Regions from separate parts of the Homo sapiens genome. Here region 2 is linked to region 1. Evidence: read pairs that join two places in POLR2A ChIA-PET (ENCODE). Cell type or tissue: A673. All regions are shown on one strand. Links, peaks and the distances in the headings refer to the core of each region. The heading gives the core; the rest is flanking DNA.

Region 1 (4,000 bases), core at 1-4,000:
TTACTACTGTGAGCTATAATTTCTTTTTTTAAAAAAATGTATATTTATTATTTAAAAAATAATACAGACGACAGTCTGTGTTGCCCAGGCTGGCCTCAAGCTCCTGGGCTCAAGCCATCCTCCTGCCTCAGCCTCTCTGAGTGCTGGGATTACAGGCATGAGCCACCTCACCTGGCCACAGCTATAATTTCTTCTGTGCTGACTGTTGAGGGGAGAGGGTGCTGTAAAATGGCCAAAATGGTTCTGTCTTGTCTTGAACTGATTTTTTACTTGGAGTGGGGCAGGGGGAGACCAATAAATACAGCCTGGTAAATAACTGAAATAAGTGCAGGGACTTCAAGGGAAGAAATCATAATGAAGATACAGGAGAACTTGTTTTTCAAGGATAAATGGATCTTCACACTTAAATTGCAACTGTTAACAAATTAACATTGAGCTCAGTAATCAGACTGGCTCTAACAATTAGGTGATAAAATAGAATTTGACTTCCTTGTGAATTGGTACTTTAGAAAATCCTATTTGTTTAATTTGAAATTAATTGAAATTTTAATTTGAAACTGGGAAACAAGCTTATTTTATTTTTCAAGACAGAGTCTTGCTCTGTCCCCCAGGCTGGAGTGCAATGGTGTGATCTTGGCTCGTTGTAACCTCTGCCTACTGGGTTCAAGTGATTCTCCTGCCTCAGCCGCCTGAGTAGCTGGGATTACAGGCATGTACCACCACACCTGGCTATTTTTTGTATTTTTAGTAGAGCGAGGGTTTCACCACGTTGGCCAAGATAGTGTCGAACTCTTGACCTTGTGATCCGCCTGCCTCGGCCTCATAAAGTGTTGGGATTACAGGCGTGTACCACCGTGCCTGGCCAAAGCTCATTTTATATTAGTAAAAATAAGGGAGCTAGAAATTTGATGTTAAATTGCACAGACACTTAGGTGTGTTCTTTGCAGAATAGCCAACTGAGAGTACTTTTGGCTTTAATACGCATGTCAGAAAGTCAGGCTGTTTTAAGTTTAATATCTTTGCCCCCTCAGAACACTATGTGGCTGCCGTGTAAGAGTGGAACTGTCGAATGGTGAAAAAAGAAGTAGAAATCGTGGCCCACCTCCCTCTTGGGGTCGTCGCCCTCGAGATGATTATCGTAGGAGGAGTCCTCCACCTCGTCGCAGGTACTTGAGAGAAAGCTTGTTAAGAGGTATTGGTGTAATGGAGTAGCTAGTAGGAGCAGGTATTTCTCTTAAGTTTGTTGGTGGGTTTTAAACTTTGGAAGAATCGGAGGTTTCTGTGAAACATTTGTTGGGTGTAATTTGGGGTATGTGAGTTGTGCTGAGTGTTGGCTTTTGTCTTTAGGTCACTGTTCATGTTGGTAGTCAGTAACTTCTATCTTGGATCTGTCTTCTAGTTCATCTTTCTAGTTGCATCTTTCCAAATCTTCCCTTATACTTCAGTTTAGGCCTTTTTCCATTTCTTGGCTCCATAATGACAAACATTACATTCAACTCTAGCTCTTCACAAATTTGTGTTTTCTACTATTAGCACAATTGTAATATTTATCAAACAGGCAGCTGTTTTAATGTTACAACTGGTAAAGTAGAAATCATTCTGAGACTAACTTAAGTCACTGACCAATAAAGGGGGCTAAAAAAGAAGTAATCCCAGTCATCTGTTCTTCAATCCCAAATAGGAGAAAATTCAGTTTTTTTATAATTGAAAATGGCATCATTCTTGGACCAGGCAGTATTGTCTGGGTGCTAACTCCACATCTCCTCAGACCTCCAAAATAGTTTCTATAGGACTAAATTTACCTCTTACAGGTGAGTGGAGTCCTTCTAGGAGACAGGAGTTCAAAATCTTGCCCCTTTTGCTATTTTGAAAAACAACAGCACACTGTTGCCCATCATAATAAAGAGTATTTGTTAGCTAATAGATGGTTGTACTGATGGCTTGTTTTTCATTTTTTTTGTGCTTTTTGGTCCATCTATTAATAAAAATGAACCCCGTTACAGAGTCACCATCATGTCTCTTCTCACCACCCTCTGAATCTGCATTAGCCAGTCAACTAGCCCTTTCAGCGTCATGTGACCAGCGCGCCCCATTCAGCTTGGCTGGTGTCGTTTCACATGACCCAGGCTGGCCAGTCGTCAGGTTGCACCGCCCTTTGGTTCCCGAGCATGCTGTTTTCTCTCAGCCTTCTCTCCAACCTTAACCAAATCGGCAGCAGCCACCTCGACCGCCCACACATTCCTGGCCAATCAGCTCAGCTGTTTATTTACCAAATGTCTTCACAACAACTACAGCAGCAGCCTTCGGCTAACAAAAAAGCAGGAAAAATCCACAACACCCCCTTCGCCAACCAACTAAATCCAACGCAACATCTGGCAAAACCTTTTCAGCAAATTCTTCCTGGCCGTCAGTCCGGCAGCCTCACCTCACCATTTCTAGCTTGTTGAAACCCAAAACTAGTAAGTTTTTCCTGCTTATACAGTTTACTGCTGGTTAAAATAAGGAGTAAGCGGCTTAAAGTAATTCTTTTTTCTGGATCAAAGGCTGGCTGTGCATAATTGAATGGTAACGTACATATATATTGCTTGAAAAACTTTTAAGGGTGATAGGGAACTCGTAATGTAACTAGGCCTTCAAGTGAAACTTATTTGCATGTGCAAGATGCCAAACTAAAAATTTTAATATCTCTAACAGATTAGCTTTTCTGGCAAAAATTTGTTGAATCCTATCACCTTTAAATGGTTTTACTAACAGTTTCAAAATTTAAAATTTTGGGGTTGAAGTGTGGGCCAAGCTAAGGTAATTTTGGTAAGCCTAAACACACTCTTAAATGTGACGATCACAAATGCAGTTCTAATGTAGCACTTAATGGCATCAATATTTACACCTACCGCGTTTTCACAAAATTACACTATCCACCTGGTACCTAAGTCTTGTCATGGACTTACAGGTTTGCATGGGTTCCAAATACTGGTTTATGGTACTGTTTTTGGAACTACTTGTGGGACTATATTTTGGTGTGGTGTTTGGGTAGTGAAGTTAGTTTGACATGAAGTTTTGCATTGGACAGATCTGCTGTGAAGCATTCTTTGTTAAAGTGAATCCATGGTTGGAATACCTGCTTTTCACTTGAGCTTTTTGTTTCTTAATCCTTCTGTGCCTTTTTTTTCTTTTCTTTTTTTTCTTTTTTTTTTTTTTTTTTTTTTTTTGGACGATGGGTGCCAGTTCTTCGGCACATTCACTGGGCCCAACAGTGAGATTGAAAAGTTGGGAAATGCCTCACGCCATAAATACTAATTGATGATGAGCCTAATTTTCCTGTTTCTGCTTTTAGATCTCCAAGAAGGAGAAGCTTCTCTCGCAGCCGGAGCAGGTAAATGACTACCTTTTTTGGCTACGTTCTTAGAAATGGCAGTGTTTCTGCTATTCCTAAACTTTTCCAGGTGGCTTAGTTAATGGGAATAAACCTTGGCTTTAATAGTGAATCAAGTTGTAAGGATGAGTCAGCTTTCTTTGAGTTTTCAAAGGCTTTTTAGAAAGTATTTAATTTTTTAAAAAAGGATCTGTCACCCAGGCTGGAGTGCAGTGGTGTGATTATAGCTCACTGTAGCCTTTAACTCCTGGCCTTGGAGTGATCCTCCCTCTTCAGCCTCCTGAGTAGCTTGGACTACAGGCAAGTACTGCCATACCTGGCTAATTTATTTTTTGTGGAGATGGGATCTCACTTTGTTGTCCAATCTGTTCTCAAACTCTTGGCTTCAAGTGAGCCTCCTGCCTCTGCCTCCCAAAATATTGGAATTATTGGCATGAGTCACCATGCCAGATCAAGAAAATATTTATGTATAATTTTATCATACCTCATTGGTCCTAATGTTTTTTTGCTTGTTTAGGTCCCTTTCTAGAGATAGGAGAAGAGAGAGATCGCTGTCTCGGGAGAGAAATCACAAGCCGTCCCGATCCTTCTCTAGGTCTCGTAGGTAAGATCTTTGATAACTTGTAT
Region 2 (4,868 bases), core at 1-4,000, 370 kb after region 1:
GGCCCCGCTTGGGTCCGCAAGGCAGTGGGAAGGAAGGACAGCTGGCACAACTTACCCCCATCACGAACTTGGTATAGCTCCGGATGGCCAGGGCCTGGCTGAACTGAGGAGACAGAAGGGAAGAGTGGTTTGCCACAGGCACCTCAGGATGCAGACTTCAGCAACACATGCCCTCACCCCACCCTCTGTGCTGAGCTCCTCACAAGCACGCTGCACATGCCTTTCCTGTCAGCCCTCACAGTCACTGCCCAGAGAAGGCCTGGGGGGCAGAAACGGGGTAAGTGGACTGAAGGGAGTCCCGAGAAGGAGACCCGGTAAGAGGGATCAGCTGCCGCTGCCTGTGCAACCCACCGGACTGTGAGCCTCAAGGGCTGAGCCCGTGTCTGCCTGATCAACATCCAGGGCTTGGCACGCAGTCAGTGCTAAGACAGACATGCACCCTGAAACCCAAAGACGAATCCTGGCCTGTGGGGTGAGGTGAGGGCAAGTCCAGGCTTATCGCCACCTCCACCTCAGCAAGCTTTTCCCCCTTCAGACCCCAACTCCTCAAATCCTGCTTTGCTGAAGCAAACAGCTCCTAGTGAGGAAAGGTGACTCCCCCACCCTCAGCTTCCTGTGGAGCGGCCATCCCACCAGATCGATGGCCTGGGTTCTTGGTCAGAGATTTGCTCAGATGTCTGCTTGAGTGGCTTTGACAGCCCGGCAGCCTCACCTCGGCCTTTAAGCCACATACAGAAAAGCACTCGAAAAACACTTTAGACAAATCTGTTGACTGCTGTTGTTGCTGATGTAAGCACGGCAGCCTCTGGTCAGACAGCTGCCCACCTAGATGAGAAACCACTTAGCGGTGCACTCCTGGCCACCCTTGCTCTGTATGTGACAGCAGCAGCTTACCCACCCACAAGGCCCCCCGAGAAGGGGCAGAACTGCAGGAATGTACCACTGTGATTGCAGATGGGGTGGGTCTCTATGGAGCCACTTTAATTTGCTTACATCGAAAGGCCAGTGAAGACTCACCTGCCCAGGTCAAGTGGCCAGTCTCCCTGCAAGCAGAGGCTCCCATCTGGGATGGGGCACTCCTCACCACACAGAACAGACATGTACCACACACACACACATGCTGAACATGACCCCCTTCCCACCCAGGTGATTCTGGCAGACACGTCCCCAGGCCCTCCTAGCCTCCTGGGAGGGAAAGCCACTTCAAGAAGGAATGCCATCCTTCTTGAAGGTGATCCCCACTGTGAGAATGTCTGGACACTGCAATTCCCAGCCATCGCTGCTCCCTACCTCTTATCTTGGTTCAGGCAGAACCAGTCAACCCCTCAGGTACCTGGATGGCCTTCCTCAACAAGTGCTGTGTAGAAGGACCAGGCCTTCCTATGCCTGACCCGACCTGCTGAAAGGTCTATGTATACTAGGCTGTGTAGACCACAGCTAACAAAATAGGAGGGTGTATCGGACTGTACACTTCCTAGCAGATCTGAAAAAACTCAGAGGAATGCACCCTTGGCCTGGCCAGGGATCTAATTCCAGCCCTGTCAGTTCCAGCTGAGTGACTCTGGAGAGCCCAGAGCCTCTCCAGAATTTGTGATCTCTGGGTCTCGATTTCTGTATTGGTAAACGAACATTATACCTGCCCTGTTCCCTTCACAACTAGGATGCCGTCAGATCAAAGGCCATAACGTTCACAAAAGGGTTTTAAAAAGCAAAAGACGTGACACAAAGGTCAAGAGGTGATCACTATTAGCTGGTCTATCTTCTGACTTCCTGAGCCCTAGTTGGGTCACTGCCTCGGAGCAGCCTTAGATAAGCTGGGGTCTGTTTCTAAGGCGCCCAGGGACAAGCATTCCATTAATTCCTCCCAGGTCTGGGTACTAATCTGGAATCTCGCCTCTTGAGGCCGTTCTCCCCTTAGACAAAGATGACTCCAGGGATAATGAGAGGTCCTCTCTCACCCTCCCGGCCTGATGCTGAGAATCCCAGAATCCTTGAGTTTGTCCCAGACCCTGGGCATCAGCAGCACACGGAAAGAAGGACAAGTCCTTGTTCCAACCAACCTGGGAACCTGGATTCTGGTCGTTTCCCAGCCCCCCTGGGGTGTCACTCACGCTGTCATCCACCAGGTAGGCATTGATGAAGTGGGCCAGCAGGTTACAGCCCCACAAGAAAACCACATCGCCCAGGAGGTGAGGGATTAATCCACTAAAAAACAAGGTAAGCAGAGATGAGCAGGAGAGGGAGAGGAGCAGTTCCTGGGGGCTCCACACCCAGGAAGCAGGCAGGGATGTTCCGAGCTCAAAATCTTAGCATATCCAATGGCACAGCCTTAGAAAGGAGGCCTGCAGGGTCCAGCAGCTATGCACACTGGGAAGATAGTGCTCCTTTTCCCATGGGGAGGTGTTCTATGCCGCTTTGGATGCCATAAATTAGCTAATAGTCTCAAGCAGTTTTCAAACCACAGAAGCCAGGGATCAAGATGTGAATACTGCCAAATTTGGAATTTCCAAATGCAGATAATAAGAGTGCCGACGTGTTGGTAATTTTCTCCTGGCCTCTTTACCTAACCAACTCTCAGAAGACACACTGCTCAATGCATCTGTTCTCTTTGCCCCTGAAAATATTCTATCAAAAAGATTCTATGCAAGCATTTACAAGGAGGGCTAACTTTTTAAGTGATGGCCTTTAGGATAAACAGCTCTATAAACTGCTAAGGAAGGTTCCCCAAGATGCAGTGCTGAGGGCAAAAGGCCAGTTTGAGGTCAGTGAGTCCCATGTGCCTCTTGTGTTTTTTACAATGTGTTTGCTTGTTTAGGTACAGAGTGCCCTGGGAGGCTCGCCAGGAGAAGGATGGCTGTCTCCTGGGAGGAGAAGCAGAATTTTTGTTTTTGAATTAAAAAAAAAAATCTTATATTTGAAAAACTCAAAAGAATATATGTAATACATCTATGAAGAGTATTAATAAAAGGAACCTCTGTGAATGCAATTTCTAATCTTGTCGTCCCTGCCTGTGCTCAGATTGACTTTGTGCTATACCCTTTGGTGCTTTCTATGCACTGTAACATGTATGAGTATCACCTGTTCCAAAATCACATGGGGAGAAAGAACCCAAAGAGTAGGCATCTGTTGTGCGGGAATCCTATTCAAACACCAGAAGAGAACTACGCAGTGTGAAAAATGCCAGAGGTGGTCATGTGCAGTGTTTCAAGATGGGTGGCTGTTTCTGTAGAGCAGCCATTGGCTGGGGTCCCGGGGCTGCCCCTTTGGCAGGGCACATGGTCCCTGAGGGCCACAGATGCCCTGCACTTTGTCACCTCACATCCAACTTACTTCACCTCTAAAGAAAGCACATACTGAAAAGACTATGTTCAGAAAGAATAAAGCACAGACAGAACCCAGAAGCCAGGCTTGATGAGTTGTTTTTTGACTTGCTGTTTTAAGGTCTAGGCGGTGACATACATGCTGATAGGTATGTCACAAATGTTGGTTTGTTACCAGGTACATGTGCAAATATATGTATGTATAAATACTTACACATACATATATGTGTGTGTGTGAATATAAATCAGAGTTTCTCAACCTTGGCACTATTGACATTTTGGGCTGAATAATTTTTTTTTTCCCCAAGAGACAGGGTCTCACTCTATCACCCAGGCTGGAGTGCAGTGGTGCAATCATAGCTCACTGCAGTCTCCAACTCCTGGGCTCAAGCCATCCTCCCACCTCAGCCTCCCGGGTAGCTAGGACTACAGGTGCATGCCGCCACGGCCAACTAATTTTTAAAAACATTTTTGTAGAGACAGAAGTCTCACTATGTTGCTCAGGCTGGTCTTGAACTCCTGGCCTCAAGTAATCCTCCCGCCTTGGTCTCCTGACAGCTGCAGAAACCACTGAGACTAATCCCAACTAACTGGGATCACAGATGCAAGCAACGACACCTGACTGAATAAGTCTTTGTTGCGGGGCTGTCCTGTGTACTGTAGGATGTTTAGCAGCGTCTCTGGCCTCTACCCACTAGATGCCAGTTGTGACAACCACAAGATGTCTCCGGACACTGCCGATGTTCCCCGGGGAGCAAAATCACCTCCTGCTGAGAACCGTATATATATTTCTATATCATATACACACACATGCACCTACAAGTAGTCACTAATTGGTTAAACAAGGGGCCATAAATAAAAAACATCTCACAAACCGGAAAACCATGATATAAAGACTTCTTATGAATAATATGGAGCCCTGTATCTAGTACAGCGGATACTGTTGTATACCATGTGTCTACCACGTTTGTGACATACTTATCAGCATGTATGTCACTGCCTAGACCTTAAAACGGCAAATCAAAATACAACTCATCAAGCCTGGCTTCTGTCTGCACCTTATTCTTTCTGAACTTAGTCTTTTCAGTATGTGCTTTCTTTAGAGGTGAAGTACACTGGATGTGACGTGACGAAGTACAGGGTGTCTGCGGCCCTCGGAGACCATGTGCCCTGCCAAAGAAGCAGGTCCTGGGTCCTGGCCGATGGATGCTCTACAGAAAGAACCGCTCAGCAGGACAAGATTTTCTGGCTTTTCAAGAGATGCCAGACATGTGGATTTTTGTGCAACATATCTTAAATGTTAACGGCAACAACTAATTTGTCAGAAAAGCAATGTCAAACAGAATCCACTGGCTGTGGTCAGCCTGTGAGCTTCCAGAGCTCCACCCTCAGTCCAAGTCAGATTTTCAGTCATGTTTTAGCAGTGAGGCCAAGGACTATGCAGTGACTTAGCTCATGAAGACCAGCCCCACACCCACCACAACTGGATGAGGCCCAGTGGGGCTGGTCAGTTCATCTCCCCCATGTACTAGACACACAGTTCCACTT

What was found. Peaks named below come from ENCODE experiments on the same cell type or tissue, not always from the same donor. Only the 100,000 strongest peaks of a DNase experiment are listed, where the experiment ranks them.
Region 2: POLR2A ChIA-PET joins it to region 1 with 16 read pairs; 6 of 35 experiments call an interaction of 5 or more read pairs at or near these places.

What each region holds. Positions count from the first base shown.
Region 1 is chr6:36,597,818-36,601,817 of GRCh38, forward strand. It overlaps SRSF3 (serine and arginine rich splicing factor 3), which reads left to right. Exons shown (of 6, transcript NM_003017.5): 3 at 1,032-1,166; 4 at 3,335-3,373; 5 at 3,891-3,977. Among named protein-coding and RNA genes, the nearest start is that of SRSF3, 5.5 kb to the left of the region's middle. RefSeq lists enhancers at 1,631-2,132, 2,133-2,632. In A673, for the core only: no CTCF peak of the experiment used is centred there; a DNase peak (open chromatin) is centred at 2,114; H3K4me3 peaks cover 3,005 bases.
Region 2 is chr6:36,970,592-36,975,459 of GRCh38, forward strand. MTCH1 (mitochondrial carrier 1) reads right to left here. Exons shown (of 12, transcript NM_001271641.2): 8 at 2,061-2,205; 9 at 56-103. Among named protein-coding and RNA genes, the nearest start is that of MTCH1, 13 kb to the right of the region's middle. In A673, for the core only: no CTCF peak of the experiment used is centred there; no DNase peak of the experiment used is centred there.